2 separate regions of the Mus musculus genome follow, and region 1 is linked to region 2. The links are chromatin loops, found by intact Hi-C in ENCODE. Cell type or tissue: gastrocnemius. All regions are shown on one strand. Links, peaks and the distances in the headings refer to the core of each region. The heading gives the core; the rest is flanking DNA.

Region 1 (8,332 bases), core at 183-8,182, 61 kb before region 2:
ACCCTGCCTACCCTTCACACCCCCATTTTCCACACACCATCTCATTGTAGGTAGGGTTGCAGGTTTTCCGGGCCACCTTGGTTTTCCTCTTTGTGGTTTTCTGAGGGTCAGGAAGGAGGTAAATCTTTACATAGGGGTCAGGGTCATTGCCATCCTGGAGCGGTTGCTACAATGGAACACAAACAGAAGTTGAAGGGTCCAGGCAGCATCTTCTACTTTCTAATGGTCCCTGAGGCTACCCTTTGGTCTAGATTATATCTTGCTCCCCCTCTGGCGTTTTGTGGCATGCACCTAATCTTTCTGTCTGATTCCCAGCTCATTACACTCTGATAAAAACACCTACTGTGATTACATTGAATAGATAGATAGATTAGTTTTCAGTTTCAGTTTTTCAAGACAGGGTCTCTCTCTACATAGCTCTGGCTATCCTGGAGCTAACTATACAGACCAGGCTTGACACAAGCAGAGAATGGTCTCTCTGCCTCCCAAGCTCTGGGATTAAAGAAACGAATGCATCATGTGCCTGGCCTGTACTACAGTTGCAAATGAGCCATCGGGTCTCTGAGGCATCTTTTCTCCATGATTAACTTGTCAATTGGTCCCTTGAAGCCCTCAGAGGTAGAGACACGAGTCTGAGAGCAGAGGCTGTCTGCTCAAGGCCAGCTAACTACTGATTCACTTTGATTGACTCGGTTCAGTTTTTCTTTGTTTTCTGAGCCCCAAAGTAAGCCATATAAGATGCTGCACATCACAAATGTTCAACAAAAGTTCCTTGCCCATCCGTGATGCTGTTAGAACCTGGTACTGCCTTGCCTCTGCCGGGAGGAAGTGCAAGGGCTGCCCTGTCTACAATCACCTGTCTACATGTATCTATTACTACAGCCAGGTAGGAAGCCCCCTAGGTCTCTCCTTTATAAAACTATAATTACTACCACAACAGTACTACTCAGAAAGGCAAGAGCTTCCCATGTTATTATTTCATCCCTACAGCAACCCTTGGAAGAGGCACCAATATCATCTTAGAAAGAGGCTCTCAGTACCCAGGACACTGCCACAGACCACAGCAAGCAAGCAGCTGTGCCTGAATTGCCTGGTCAGCCGCAGGCCTGGCATAGGCGGCCTGCGGTGGAGGCTCAATAAATTTCTGTGGTCACTCTCATTATCCAGGGGCGGAGAAAGACTGATTCGTCCAAAAACTACCAACAGAAAGACCAAAGACCACAGGAGAGCTGTGCCTGTACTTACCAAGCCCCGAATATGCATCACCATGATGAAGAGTTTGTTGTTTTTGTAGGAGATAGACAGCTTCACCTCCCCACCGACCTTCCCAACCGGCCGGGCCCACGTCCCATCTGCAGAAATAAAGGAAACAGAAGTCTATAGGCCAGGAGTGCCCCTGGTTGGTGCCAGGCAGACATTTCTACTTCCTTCCTGAAGCCCTGCCCGGCCTGTCAGGTTTCTGATTCTCAGGTGCTCTAGAATGCAATGTGGGATTGGGTAGGGATGAGTGTACCCTATCGGATAGGGTCATCACTACCTGAATAGCCGTCCCCAAGGGAACCCAGCCGTAGAGCTGTGGACACCACAGCCCGGATGGAAAACCTGAGTCCTGGGCCAAGTAAACAACTGAACAGGAAAGAGGATTGCCAAAGAGGTGGGGCTATGGTTTGGCAGGACTGCCACCAGGAAGGTGCTGTGCCACCAGGAAGGTGCTGTACCTGAGGACTTCGGAGCTGGGCTGGGGCCTGAAGCCTTCTCATCTCGGGGCAGGGGGTGGAAGAAAGTATACACCAGATCACACTGGAACAGACCAGAAAACAGGGCCACTCTTCAGTAAGACATGACCCAGGAAGGGTTAATTTTATTTACACAGATACACACACACACTTTTTTTTAAAGAAAAAAAAAAATAGCCGATGGTTGGATGCGTAGGGGAGCCAAATCTTATACTCTCAGCACTCAAAATGTAAAGGGTAGATTGTTATAAGTTCCAGGTTAGCCTAGTCTGCAAAGTGAGTTCTAGGCTAACCTGAGCTAAAGAGCAAGACCCCAAGCTAGACTGTGGTGGTGGCACAGGACTAATCCCAGCATCTAGGAAGCAGAAGCAGGTAGATCGAGGCCAGGCTGGTCTACAGAGTGAGTTCTGGGACAGCCAGGCCTACCCAGAGAAACTCCATCTCCAAAAATAAAAACTAGGAGACCTCAACTCAAAAGACAAAACAGACAAAGGTAAGTAAATAAAAACATCCAGGCCACTTTGGGCCAAAAGCAGTCTATAGTACTGCACTTCTCGCTTCCCGATTTCCCCACTGACAGGCACGCACAGCTGGGGCGGGAGAAATCCTGGAGTTAGTCTGGGGCTGAAACACAAGCCTTTCTCTGGAGAATGTTTCTAACTTAAGCATGGGAAATGAAAGCAAAACCAAACCAAACCTACGTCTGAGGCTAGACCCACCACAAACCAAACCTAGGTCTGAGGCTAGACCCACCACAAACCAAACCTAGGTCTGAGGCTAGACCCACCACAAACCAAACCTAGGTCTGAGGCTAGACCCACCACAAACCAAACCTAGGTCTGAGGCTAGACCCACCACAAACCAAACCTAGGTCTGAGGCTAGACCCACCATACACTGTGCTCTCTCATCTGTGGTAGAGCCAGGCACTGGTCATTCCTCAAGAGTACAGACCGCTCATGTCTTCCCTAGGACTCAGACCTACTTCTCTCACACCCCCACCCCACACCCACTCACTCACCTCAGCCACCTCAGGGGCTGCATGAATCAGGTGCCAGATGTAGCCATTTAACTCCTCCTTCCTCCTCTCAGCCACTGCCTCTCCCCGGGAGCGGCCAATCACAAACCGGCTAGGGAAGCTAGTGTGAGAGGCAGAAAACAGACATAGGGACACGAGTGAGTCTGAAGGCTTAGACATTCCATTTGCATCTCTAGTTACCTTTCTTCCCTGACTCCTACTAGACTCCCCAGTCTGTGCTCACATCTGTGCCTGGGTTGATCCAGCTCTATCTCTTTCTCTGTACACACCACACACACACACACACACACACACACACACACCCCGGAAGCCAGGTCCCAAACTCTTTCCATCTTGCAAAACTGAGGCAGCACACTTGTTATACCTCAGCCACCAAGTCTACATTCCATCCCTAAGACTCTGATTACTCTGGGGGACTCCAATAAACAGAATCATCTTCTGCCCTGGCGTCTTTCATTTAGGCGCATGACGTAGCTATCAAAGGTCCTTCCCTTTCAATTATATATACATATTATATTATTATATATTAATTTCAATTATATATTATGTTATTATATATTGCTATACTATAAATGATCATATATACATTGTATTATCTATATTATATATACACACACATACATTCTTTTGCTATGTTATAAACCTCGAGTCACATTGAGATCACCTAGTGCCCTGCTTTCAGCTCAGCTGGCTTGCTTTCTGGCTGGTGCCCCCACACTTTGTTTTCCAAGACTAGGGCAAGGCGGTTGGGATGTCTGGAGATACGAGCCAGCAGGGGGCGCTCCTGTTACCAAGCCCAACACCAGGCTGACAGATTCTCAGTTTGAAATGGTTCTTTCTCAAACAGCAGTCCTGCTAGCTCCCTCCCTCGTACCCCCCACCCCCATCTTTCAGCTCTGGCAAGACTGGGGGGGGGAGGGGCTACCTGGGCAGGAAGGAAGAAGGGAAGAGCAGGCGCAGCTTATTGTGCAGTTCCTGGAACTCCTCGAATGTCCTCTGGATGTATGTCGCCTCGTGAGCATTCTCTCGCATCACCTTCACCACATATACCTGCAAAGGACAAACTCAGAGTACTCCTGCCTGACTCGCTACCGACTAGAGGGGAGTAGGAGTGCTTGTGTTCGTGGGAGTGTGGGGTGTGTGTTACATGCCCGAAGGAAAGTCTCTAGTAGAGATAAGAGGGTAGGCAGCACACAGGCAGGAACCTAAAAGCAGAGACTTCCTACCTGTGTCTCACCGGACACATGACTCACAGAATTACCAACCAGTTCAGCGGCCTGAGCCTACTTTAATGCAGGTCACATCAGCGAGGGAACTGGTCTGTCTGGGTTTACTCCCAGTGCAATGGCCTCAGTAAACTCCAGGGCCCACTGTGCAGGTGTGGAGGAAGAGTTTACTCTAAGAAGGCCGGTGGACAGGGAGCAACAGAGGGTCAGAGAGGAGAAACACTTACATAGCCCTTGCTGGGGTGGAAGATCTTCTCATGTCGGCAGAGGAAGACATCTCGGATGCGGCCAGAGCTCTTGAGAGTGTGTGTCCGGGGAGCGAAGGAGAGGGTCAGCCGGTCATCTGAGCCTGTGAACTTCATCTGAGCCAGGTTATGGATGAAAAAGTTGAGTTTCGTGGCTACGCTGCCCAGGCTGGACTCAATCAACCTGTTTGAGCATGGGAAACAGGGGATGCAGCCAGGGACCCAACCTGCCTTTGCCTTGACAGCTGCCCAAGCAGATATTGTAAACCCTGAGATTTCTTTTCTTCTTTGAGGGAGGGGGACAGGATCTCACTGTGTAGCCTAGCTTCAAATTCATGGTGATCCTCTTGCCTCAAGTTAAGTACCAGGATGACAGGTGTGTGCTATCAAGCCCTGAGTCCTAAAAACAACCACCAGATTGAATTATCTTCCCAATGTAATAGTCTCAGAGCACCTGATTGACGCAATCACCTCATGTAGTTTATGTCTGTGAATCCTGAGTTCCTGTCCCTCCTGCCAAGGGACGAGGGAAACTTGGAACAGCACATGCCCACCTAGTACTATCAAATGGAATTCAAGGACCACACTAGGCCCTGCTCAAAAACACTAAATTCTATGTGAGGTCTGGTGGAAGAGCCAGAGTCTGACCAAAAGAAGGATTATAAACTGGATGTGGGGGCTCACACCTTTAATTCCAGCAGAGGCAGGTGGATCTCAGAGTTCCTTCAAGACTAGCCTAGTTTACAGAACAGGTTCCAGGACAGCCAGGGCTACACAGGAAGATCCTGTCTTGAAAAACTAAAACTAAAACCTTTTAATAAAATCCAGCTTCCACCCTGACTCCTAGACAAAGTCGGTGGTTGGGACCTGGTAAAGAGACAAATAAGAGACAGGCAGTGGTGGCACATGCCTTCAATCCTAGCACTTGGGAAGCAGAGGCAGACAGATCTCTGAGTCTGAGGCCATCCTGGTCTATAGAGAGAGTTCCAGGACAGCCTGGGCTACTTATACATATTGGCCTCAGAATGCAGACAGGAACAAACTGATTACCAAGGCAAAAATGGGGATAGCAGATCCAAGCCCTGGCCTTAACGTTTGGGCTAAGCCTGTCCCACTGCCCAGCCTGCTCCTGCCAGCCTGGCAGGCAGCCAATGGACTACTTAGGTGGCAGTGCTGGTTTGTGCTGCGTGTTACCTTGTGAAGTAGGTGGTGGCATTGGCCTCTGTGTCCTGAGGTCTCAGGGCATCATACACATACTTGAGGTCCTCCAGGTCTGAGAGCTCGGGGATTCCACAGGACAGCATCTGGAAGAGGAAAGGAGAGCACCGGGTAACAGCAGCCCAGCATCGCTTCCTCTCTGCCGTAGGCCAGGGTTTTCTATACAAGCTGCCTGATTGGGGTTATAGGCAGATGCTGTGGCAGAGGGCCACAGAAATGGAGGGGCTAAAGTAAGAGGTCAGGCCCCACTGTCCCTGGGTTGTCTGGATGCCCTTAGGGAAGAAGTGGAGCCCCAGGAATCCTCTGGAACAACCCAGGGCAGCCTTGAAGATGGAGCCAGGTAATAAGAAAGAGGGCTCACAAAGAGATGGAGTTTCTCACCAGGCCCAGAAGGTTGAGGAAGAGGTGGGTGTGCTTGCGAATGAGGTTGTAGGCTTGGCAGCAAAGGTCAACAAAATCATGGAAGCGGCTGGAAGGCTTGTCACCCCCATTGATGACATACGCCATGTCTGAGGTGAAGACAAACGGGGCACGGTCCCTGGGCCAAGGGGACATAGAGGGTAGACGGTCAATACGGAGAAGGGAGGTCATCTTGTAAGCGCCATCAATCGAGGTCTGCTTTCCTTCCCCTCACCATGTGTTCCGACCTGGGATCTAGTAGTACCTTCTCCCAGCTCCCCACTAGTTCGAAGCTTCCCATCGCTTTGCTTGGTCCCCAATGAGGAAGAAGAGCCGATCTTTGCCCTGCACAAACTCGAGCTCCTTACCGGTCTTCTGGTCTCCAGAAGCTGCTCAGCCCAGGGTCAGTGCCCTGAGGCCCAGCTGCTCCAGTCTCTGTCTTGTGTCCCAGCCCTGAACCACTCTGGCCCTCCACACAGGAAGCCACTTACCTCTTGATGTTACCAAACATCTGTGCGTGACCCAGGAAGCGGCCGAAATCTATATGGAACATGTGGCCCGTGGTCTTTAGCATGATGTTGTCATTGTGTCTGTCACAGATGCCCAAGATGTATGTAGCTACACAGCAGCCAGCACAAGAGTAGATGAAGTTCTCCACAGCCTGTGGAAGTGGAGGCAGGTGGTGGAGCCACAGCCAGCTCTGACCTTCTTCTCTCGTGTGAACTCCAACGGCACCCGGCACCTGCCTGCTTACCTTCATCATATACCAAAGCACACACTTGTTTGTTTTTTTCTTTTTCTTTCAGGGGGGCAGGGGTGGGGTTGAGACAGGGTTTCTCTGTGTAGCCCTGGCTGTCCTGGAACTCACTCTGTAGACCAGGCTGACCTCGAACTCAGAAACCCGCCTGCCTCTGCCTCCCAAGTGCTGTGATTAAAGGTGTGCGCCACCACTGCTTGGCCAAAGCACACACTTATGTACATAGAAATGACCTCCATTTTTTTTTTTTGAAGTAGGAGAAGAAAGGTTTATATGTCTATACATACCCTTCAACTGAATTTGTTTTTTTGTTTTGGCTGGAGAGACAGTGGACACAAGCAAATCCAGACAGGAAGACCTTAGTGGACAGAAAGGCTGATGCTTAAAACCTTTCCCACAGGTCATGAGAACCCTGACTTGAGTCTGGCTACTGAATAGCAAGCAGAACTAAAGGCACCTGACCCTTCTTCATCCACCCGTCTTCCTGCCCCAAATAACACTCCACTCCCAGAGTGCTTGATGCCAGCTAAATGCTTACCTAATTAAAATCACCCCACTCCAGAGAAGAGCTGAGGCAGCTTCACACTTCCTGCAGTGTTTTGCACTTGAAAATCAGATCTCTCTATTTGGTAAAATGTGTTGGGGATATTTTGGAGGCTTGTGGGGTGGGAGGGGCTGGGGTAAGAGCATTTGTGTCATAAGCACGAAGATCTGAGTTTGAATCCGCAGTAACAATGTTAAAAACAAAAAAAGCCAGGTATGCCATGCGTGCCGATAGCCCCAGTGTGGTAGGACAGAGACAGGCAGCGTCAGGGAGCTCACTGGCCTGCCAGCCTAGCCGAAACAGCAGGCTTCCAGCTCATCAACAGACCCTATCCGTACAGTAAAGTACAGTGACAGTGGAAGACACCTGATGAGCTGCTATGGCCTGTACACCCATGGGTGTGTGCACTAAGCTCACTCATGTCCATACACACACACAAAGGAGGAGGGAGCCAGGCATGGTGTCATTTGGGAGGCCGAGACAGGCCTCTTTGAGTTTGAGGGCCAGCTTGGTCTACAGAGTGAGTTCCAGGCCAGCCAGCGCTACATAATGAGACTCTGTCTCAAAAATCCAGACATCGTAGAACTCAGCTTCTGTACAGGAAAGATCATTTCTTAGAAAGAAAAAAAAAACCTATGAATGAAAGGAAACCACTTGAATAGGAACATAGCCTATCCAATCCCAGACCTGACTTACCATCTCTAGTAACCTGCCCGTCACAGGCGTTCTTTATAGATAATGTCTCTGGAAGGTCACAAAAATGCTGTATGAATGACCGCCAGTAAGGACTACACTCTCTTCCCACCTCCCTGAGCCTGCAGGTATGAATCTCGATTCATGTATAGTCCTCCTCCTTACTGGAGGGTCTCACTGATATAATGTGGATTCTGTATACTAAATATAGTCAAGTTCTTTTCTTCTGCGCATTACCATAAGAAACCACTAGTACTGCGTCTCACTCTTGTAATCCCAGCATTCAGGAGGCTGAGGCAAGGAGAAGCATGAATTCCAGGCCTGCTTGAGCTATGCTACAGAGTAAGGTCCCGTCTCAAAAAACCAAAAGGGGGTTAAAAACTAACAAAGTTAGCTTCCAGGTACGTGTGTGCTTGTTGGAGACACGTTCACATTTATTATGACTTGCTAGGACACTGGCATGCAGTCATTACAATT
Region 2 (8,332 bases), core at 46-8,045:
GCCAACACCCTTGGCTTGGTTTTCTTTTAAGACAAGAAAGAAATGTGTTCCTATGCTGAGAGGTAAGACCAGGGAGCAAAGGGGTGAAAATGCAAACTGTCCCAAAGAGGAAAGGAGATGGCCCAAAGCATGCGAGACAAAGTTGCCTGGAGAGACTCACTGGCAAATGGATTTGGAGAGCAGTAAGTCTTGAAGCTATACCCTGAAGAAAAAAAATAGTTGCTACTTGATCGTCTTTGAGAATTCTGCTGAGACAAAAAGAGTAAAAATAGTATAGAAAGCTGGTTGTGGTGGCACATGCCTTTCATCCCAGCACTTGAGAGACAGAGGCAGGCAGAATTCTGAGTTCGAAGCCAGCCTGGTCTACAGAGTGAGTTCTAGGACAGCCAGGGCTACACAGAGAAACCCTGCCTTGAAAAACAAAACAAAACAAAACCAATAGATAGGATTGAAGATGTAAAAAATGTGGTTAGGTTTTAAATGACCATAGAAAGAAACGAGGGGGGCTGGTGAGATGGCTCAGTGGGTAAGAGCACCCGACTGCTCTTCTGAAGGTCCAGAGTTCAAATCCCAGCAACCACATGGTGGCTCACAACCATCTGTAACAAAATCTGACTCCCTCTTCTGGAGTGTCTGAAGACAGCTACAGTATACTTACATATAATAAATAAATAAATCTTAAAAAAAAAAAAAAGAAAGAAACGAGGGAGTACATAACTCGGTTTACACAAGGCCCTGGCTTAAGCCCCCAACACCAAGAGAGAACTAAGGATGGAGGCCCACAGCTGCTTACAGCTAGCATAGAGGCCACAGCTAGTGCTGGATATTTTTGTATGATGATGCAGATACTATTTGAATGTTTTCATCTGTAGCACCTAGACACCCGGATGTATAACACTGAGTCAGAGTTGCAGGTCTTCAGGACAGGTTCAGCGGAAGAATAAAGAAGAGGGCTTTTGCTGGGCAGTGGTGGCACACACCTTTAATTCCAGCACTTGTGAGGCAGAGGCAGGCGGATTTCTGAGTTTGAGGCCAGCCTGGTCTACAGAGTGAGTTCAAGGACAGCCAGGGCTGTACAGAGAAACCCTGTCTGGGGGGTGGGGGTGAGGGGGTGGGAAGGGCTCTTAGAGCTGGGAAGATGGCTCAGAGGTTAAAAGCATTGACTGCTCTTCCAGAGGTCCTCAGTTCAATTTCCAGCAACCACATGGGAATCATCTGTAAAGTGATCTGATGTCTTCTTTTGGTGTGTCTGAAGAGAGAGACAGTATATTCACATAAAGTAAATAAATAAATCTTTTTTTAAAAAAATCTCTGAGTTCCAGGCAAGCCTGGTCTACAAAGTGAGTTCCAGGACAGCCAAGGCTACACAGAGAAATCCTGTCTTGAAAAACCAGAAGGGAGAGGAACAGGAGGAGGAAGAGGAAGAGGAGGAGGAGGAAGAAAGAAGAAGAAGAGGAAGAAGAAGAAAGAAGAAGAGGACGAGGGAAGAGGAGGAGGAGGAGGAAGAAGAGGAGGAAGAAGAAGAAGAAGAGGAGGAGGAGGAGGAGGAGGAAGAAGAACCCACACATGCCACCCACACAGTATTCAATCCAGGCAGGCAGAACTTCCAGTTGAAGGAATGACCACATCCTATCCCCCTCACCGCCCCCCCCCCCACACACACATACACACACAAAAGAAGACGGTATTTAAAAAGGCAACGCAGGTGTGATCAGAGGTTTGTAGATTAGAAGCTTATCTTGGATTATCCAGCAAGGCCCAGTCTAATCACTCCTGCCCTTAAAACTGACAGTCCTTCCCAGAGATGCCCAGGATGATGGAAGGAAGGGTAGAAGAATGAATGTGGATGGCTTTCGGGTTGTAGCTGGACGTCCCCTGGAGGTGAGGAAAAGACAAAAAACAGAAGAAACACAGCCTTGTGACAGACACCCAGGCTTCAGTCCAGAGACTTGGGTGGACTTCTAACCTACTGAACTGTAAGGTCAGACATTTGTTTTGAAGTAGGGGGTTTTGTTTTTTAGACAAACTCTGATGTAGCTCTGCTCTATAGCTGAGGGTGGCCTTGAACTCCAGACCCTCCTACCTCTACCTCCCAACTGCTGAGATTACACCTATTGCACACCACACTCGGCTCCCTAGCAGTTGGCTTGGCAGTACTAGGTACTGGACATATTATGTCATGCGTGAGAGGCAACAATCTACCATTGAACTATAGCCCTAGTCCTAGCTCTGTATGCTTTGAAGTCCACTTAACTGAGGGGTAAAGGGGATTTGTTATGGAGGCAATAATAAATATTCTATTTAATAATATTTAACTGGAATCTTCTTTACAGCACCTCCATGTTTGTTTGTTTGATGGTTTGAGACAGGGACCCTCAGAGGCAAGGAACTTTGCTTGAAACTAGCTGGCCCGTGACCTCTGGAGCATCTCCACCATCCGCCCATTTTGCAGTCTCCAGGATTACAAGGGCACCACAACGCTGGACATTTTTATCGTAGATTCTGAGGATCTGAGCTTAGGTTCTCAAGCTTTCAAAGCCAAGTACTTTATGAACTGAGCTATATCTTGGATTCTCTTGTCTTCTATTCTCCATTTCTCTCTCTCTCTTTCTCTCGGGGAGGGTAATTTTGTTGTTTTTGTTGAAAGAGAGGGTTTTTTAAACAATCCTTCCCCCACTGCCTCTTTTTTTTTTTTTTTCAAGACAGGGTTTCTCTGTGTAGCCCTGGCTGTCCTGGAACTCACTCTGTAGACCAGGCTGGCCTCAAACTCAGAAATCCGCCTGCCTCTGCTGGGATTAAAGGCGTGCACCACCACGCCCAGCACACCCCCACCGCCTCTTGAGTGCAGCAATTACAGGCCTGCACTGCTACAGTTGGCTCCATTGAAGACTTCTTGAAATGTCTTTTTATCACTATTTTATGTGTCTGAGTGTTTTGGCTGCATGTTTGTTTGTGTACAGAATGCATTCTCGTTGCCTGTAGAGGCCAGAGGAGGAGGATAGATTTCCTAGATCTGTAAGTTCAGGTGGTTGTAAGTCACTTTGTGGTGCTGAGAATCAAACCCAGGTCTTCTGGAAGAGCAGTCAGTATTCTGAACTGTGGCGCCATCTTTTTGACCCCCTAGTCTTTTTTAAGGCATGCAACTTTTTCATTTGTTGTAAATGGCTTCAGGGCCAGACACTAAACTGTGGGTTTAGAAGGCTAGAGTACTATTATTAGCAATGCAGGAGAGGCCAGATTGACACACCTGTAATCACAGCCTTAGGAGGCAGAGGCAGGAGGATTGCTGTACCTTTGAGGTCAGCAGATCAGCTGGGGAATTCCAAGCCAGCCTTCTCATTACATCATTATTCCTGACAGCCACATACCCGCCTTAAGGGGTCCATTAATAAATGAGCGTGTAAGGAAAACATGACTGATCCTTATCTAGTGCAGAATACTCTTCAGTTTTAAGAATGAAGGAAACTGCCTATCAGTGGTGGCACATACCTTTAATCTCAGCAGAGTCAGGTGGATCTCTGAGTTCGAGGCCAGCCTGGTCTACAAAGTGAGTTCCAGGACAGCCAGAGCTACACCAAGAAACCTAAAATAATAATAATAATAATAATAATAATAATAAAGTCTCATTTGTATCTGCACTAATGAACATAGGGGGAAATCACACTCCATGTGTTAAGTCAGATAAAGAGATACAGACAGTATATGATTTAACTTCTGTGGAATTCAGACAGTTAGACTGACAGAAGCAGTTGGGGGCTGAGGTTGTGCTGGTAGGGGAGTGACAGGTTATTATTCAGAGGAAAGAAACTTTGAGCTTTGAATTTGGGGGACTCTGATGTACAGCATAGTGATGGTAGTTAATGGTGATGTATTGATCTCACATTCTAACTCCCCCACACACCACTAAAAGAACTGGTGGGAACTGGGCACACACATTAATTCTGGCAAAGTGTGAGGCGTGTAGGAGGAATATAAATTTGACACCAGCCGGTGCTACACAATGAGACCCTGTCTTTTTAAACATGTATTTAGTTGTGTATGTGACTGCTCTGTCTTGTAAGACAGAAGAGGGTATCAGGATCTCATTGTGGATGGTTGTAAGCCACGGTGTGGTTGCTGGGAATTGAACCTCTAGAAGAGCAGCCAGTGACTTTGACGCTGAGCCATCTCTCCAGGCTCTAGTGAACCCTATCTTTAAAAAAAAAAAAAAAAAAAATTCGAGCTGGGTGTGGTGGCGCAAGCCTTTGATCCTAACACTCGGGAGGCAGAGGCAGGCGGATTTCTGAGTTCGAGGCCAGCCTGGTCTACAAAGTGAGTTCCAGGACAGCCAGGGGTACACAGAGAAGCCCTGTCTCGAAAAAGAAGAAAAAAAAAAAAAAAAAAAAAAAAAAAAAAAAACAACAACAACAACAACAACAAAAAACACTCAAAATAGCAGCAGTCTGAAAATAATTAGTGGGTGAAATTAAGCCTGTGACACCTACAGAAGGCCCACCTGGGCTTGGCATCGAACACTGGAAATCTCAGAACTCCAGGGAGGAGGAAGGGGGATGAAGAGTTTAAGGCTAGACTGGGATACATAGACATCTCAAAACTCATAATAAACAAGGGCTAGACAGAGAGAGGGATGGCTCAGCCATTGAGCACCTGCTGCTCTTTCGGAGGAGTTGGTTCAGTTGCTGGACCCACAGCAGGTGGCCCAAGAAACTCCAGTTCCAGAGGTTCAGCACCCTCTTCTGGCCGCCACAGGCGTGTTCATCACACAGTGACAAGACAGACAGGCACGCATACACATACATTCAAAAATAAAATAAATAAAACAACAGCAGCCCCAGAGAACTAGATGCTCCATGTGCAGAATTTGTGAGTTTAGCCTGCCCTCTAGTGGACACATTAAATCCAGCAGTCATGCAAGAAACAGTTTCAAGAAGCAGGCAAGATGTTTGGTTCTAGGTAAGGCAAGGTGTGAGACGACACCTGTGATGGTGTTTCCACACAACATACACGCAAAGCAGAGACATTTATTGCTGCCTCAGATGGGCCCTGCTGTGTTAATTTCCTCCTCCTCCTCCTCCTCCTCCTCCTCCTCTTCCTCCTCCTCTTCTTCTTCCTCTTCTGAGACAGGGTTTTTCTATGGATCCCTGGCTGTACTGGAACTAACTCAGTAGACCATGCTGGCCTCCAACTCAGAAATCCACCTGCCTCTGCCTCCTGAGTGCTGGTAACAAAGGTGTGCTCTACCACTGGCAGGCCAAACGTCTCATAAGAGCAACGTTGTCCTCCTTAGCCTGCCCCAAGCCTGGCCACAGTCTCCCCATTTCCCTTCACTTCTGCCAGCGAGTGTGGCATGTGCTCTCCAAGTTCCTTTCAGATTTGCTGTGTTCCTCCTGGCCACCCTGCTCAGTGAGCAGTTCACTGGTTGGCCAATCTCATTTAATCAGTTTAACTTGAAACATCTGGCTTTATCATCCAGCTGTGACAAGGCCTTTGTGGGAGGAAACCATGAAGGTCTCTTTATTCCTGTTTCTCTCAGGCATCCTGAACAAGCACTGTTTCCCTTCCCATAAAATGTGGTGTGCAAGGTGTAGTATTCCACAATTTTAATCCCAGCCCTCTGGGGGCAGAAGCAGGCAGATTTCTGGGAGTTTGAGGCTAGCCATAATCTACATAGCAGCAGGTTCCAGGCCACCCAGGGCTACAAAAATCCGGGAGTGTGATTCATCCCACACCTCGAACAAAGAGACAGAGAAACATTTTTCTTGCTTGAGATATATAACTTGCTCAAGAAATAGGTCCAAGTAATTAAATAGATAGATATTTGTTTAGCTCATTACAGTTTCTTCCATATGGCTGACAACTGCTTCAGCTCCACTCTGATAATGTAGTTTTCTTATTGAAAACTCTAGTCCCGTCCATTTTATAAATCATACTTGTCAGGGTCCGGGGTCACCCCACAAACCACATGTATCTCAATCAGATGGGGATAGTTTATTGAGCATTCACCCCGGACTGACTGATCAGGACCACAGAGCAGACTCCAAAGCTGACCACAACCTTGATCCAGAATCCTACTGAGCTTTTAAGCCTGACATCCACAAACATCTGTGCCAAGTTATTCCACCAATTAGAATTCACGGATAGGGGGTGTGATGGTTTGTATATCCTTGGACCAGGGAGTGGCACCATCTGAAGGTGTGGCCTTGTTGGAATAGGTGTGACCTGGTTGGAATGGGTGTGTCATTGTGGGTGTGGGTATAAGATCCTCACCCTAGTTGCCTGGAAGTCAGTCTTCCACTAGCAGCCTTTGGATGAAGACATAGAACTCTCAGCTCCTCCTGTGCCATGCCTGCCTGGATACTGCCATGCTCCCACCTTGATGATAATGGACTGAACCTCTGAACCTGTAAGCCAGCCCCAATTAAGTATTTTTTTTATAAGACTTGTCTTGGTCATGGTGTCTGTTCACAGCAGTAAAACCCTAACTAAGACAGGGGGTTTCCTTAGGAACAAGTCTGTGATGGTTTGAATATGCTTAGCCCAGGGAATGACTCTATTAGGAGGTGTGGCCTTGTTGGAGTAGGTGTGGCCTTGTTGGAGTAAGTATGTCATTGTGGGCATGGACTTTGAGACCCTGATCCTAGCTCTCTGGAAGCCAATCTTCTTCTGTTTGCCTTTGGAACAAGATATAGAACTCTCGTTTCCTCCAATGCCATGCTCCCACCTTGACGGCAATGGACTGAACCTCTGAACCTGTAAGCCAGCCCCAATTAAATGTTGTCCTTATAGGAGTTGCCTTGGTCATGGTGTCTGTTCACAGCAGTAAAACCCTAACTAAGACAGATATGAATATTAGATAAGGCAAGTCTCCTGCCACAGTTGAATACCCCAAACAATGGGAACAGGAGAAGTGTACAACAAAGAGATGTTCCTAAGCAAACCCCCTATCCTTAAATCCTGAATGGTGAAACAACTTGGCACAGATGTTTGTGGATTTGGGGCTTAAAAATCCTGTAGGACCTTAACTCAGGGTCTTGGTTCAGTTCCTGAATCTGGACCATAGCCCTGGTTGACTAGGCCTGGGGTGTATGTTCAATATTGTCTGACTGAGACCAGTGTTTGTGTGGCTTATGAGGCGATTCCTGGACTCCAACACAAAACATAACAGAATATGCAATCAACTCAGGCATCAGAAAGTTTTCTAGTAACCGTAGTAACAGCACATGATAAAGTTTATTCGTAACAGTAATAACAGCATAAAATGGCTGGCTAGACCAGGCAGCAGTTAGTTACCCAGGCCTTAACAATACCCTATTGCTCTTCAGGTCCTGCATTTATTTGCTGTTTGCATATGTTTAAAGATTTGTTTAGTTGTGTGTGTGTGTGTTTGCCTGTGCTCCAGGTGCCTGCAGGAAGGAGTCCTGAGGAAAACAGATGTTATTAGTCCCCTGGAATTGGAGTTACAGGCAGTTGTGAGCTGCCTGCTGTGTGAGTTCCCTGTGTCCTGTGCAAGAGCTGATGTGCTCATAGCTACCTAGTCATCTCTTCAGCCCCCAACTGTTTCCTGTTTCCTTCCTTCCTTTCCCTCTGTGTAGCCCTGGCTGTCCTGGAACTCACTCTGTAGACCAGGCTGGCTTCAAACTCAGTCTCCCGAGTGCTGGGATTAAATGTGTACACCATCACTTTAATGGTGTTAAAACAGGCTTGTGTTTAACCCACTGCACCATCTGACCAGCTGTCCTTGTACATTTTGGGCTTGCTCCCTCAGATTTAATTTGCAATGGAAAATGTAATAGAATAATAAAAACTTGCATTTGGAGGGTGTGCTGGCTGGTTATACATAACTTTGATACAACCCAGAGTCATTCAAGAAAATGGAACTTCAGTTGAGAAAATGCTTTTACTATATTGACCTGTGGACAAGCCTGTGGTGTGTTTTCTTGATTGATGACTGATGTGGGAAGGCCCAGCTCACTGTGGGCAGGACTAGGCTAGTGGTCCTGGATGCTATAGGAAATCAGGCTGAGCCAGGCAGTGGTGGCACATGCCTTTAATCCCAGCACTTGTGAGGCAGAGGCAGGTGGATTTCTGAGTTTGAGGCCAGCCTGGTCTACAAAGTGAGTTCCAGGACAGACAGGCTATACAGAGAAACCCTGTCAAAAAACAAAACAAAACAACCAAAAAGAACCCAAACAAGGGGCTGGAGAGATGGCTCAGCGGTTAGGAGAACTGACTGCTCTTCTGAAGGTCCTGAGTTCTATTCCCAGCAAACACATGATGGCTCACAACCATCTGTAATGAGATCTGATGCCCTCTTCTGGTGTGTGTCTGAAAA

Evidence for each region. Hi-C counts contacts between places; a loop is a spot of excess contacts. Peaks named below come from ENCODE experiments on the same cell type or tissue, not always from the same donor. Only the 100,000 strongest peaks of a DNase experiment are listed, where the experiment ranks them.
Region 1: it touches region 2 in a loop (6-fold over the local background); 16 of 42 quality-filtered maps call a loop at or near these places.

What each region holds. Positions count from the first base shown.
Region 1 is chr1:133,096,821-133,105,152 of GRCm38, reverse strand. Pik3c2b (phosphatidylinositol-4-phosphate 3-kinase catalytic subunit type 2 beta) reads right to left here. Exons shown (of 33, transcript NM_001099276.2): 24 at 6,353-6,522; 25 at 5,844-6,000; 26 at 5,439-5,548; 27 at 4,227-4,428; 28 at 3,699-3,823; 29 at 2,756-2,873; 30 at 1,719-1,800; 31 at 1,246-1,352; 32 at 38-166. Among named protein-coding and RNA genes, the nearest start is that of Gm51647, 7.3 kb to the right of the region's middle. In gastrocnemius, for the core only: no CTCF peak of the experiment used is centred there; a DNase peak (open chromatin) is centred at 3,552.
Region 2 is chr1:133,036,145-133,044,476 of GRCm38, reverse strand. No RefSeq gene overlaps it. Among named protein-coding and RNA genes, the nearest start is that of Pik3c2b, 5.7 kb to the left of the region's middle. In gastrocnemius, for the core only: CTCF peaks have their summits at 4,679 and 4,878 (motif pointing left); a DNase peak (open chromatin) is centred at 4,817.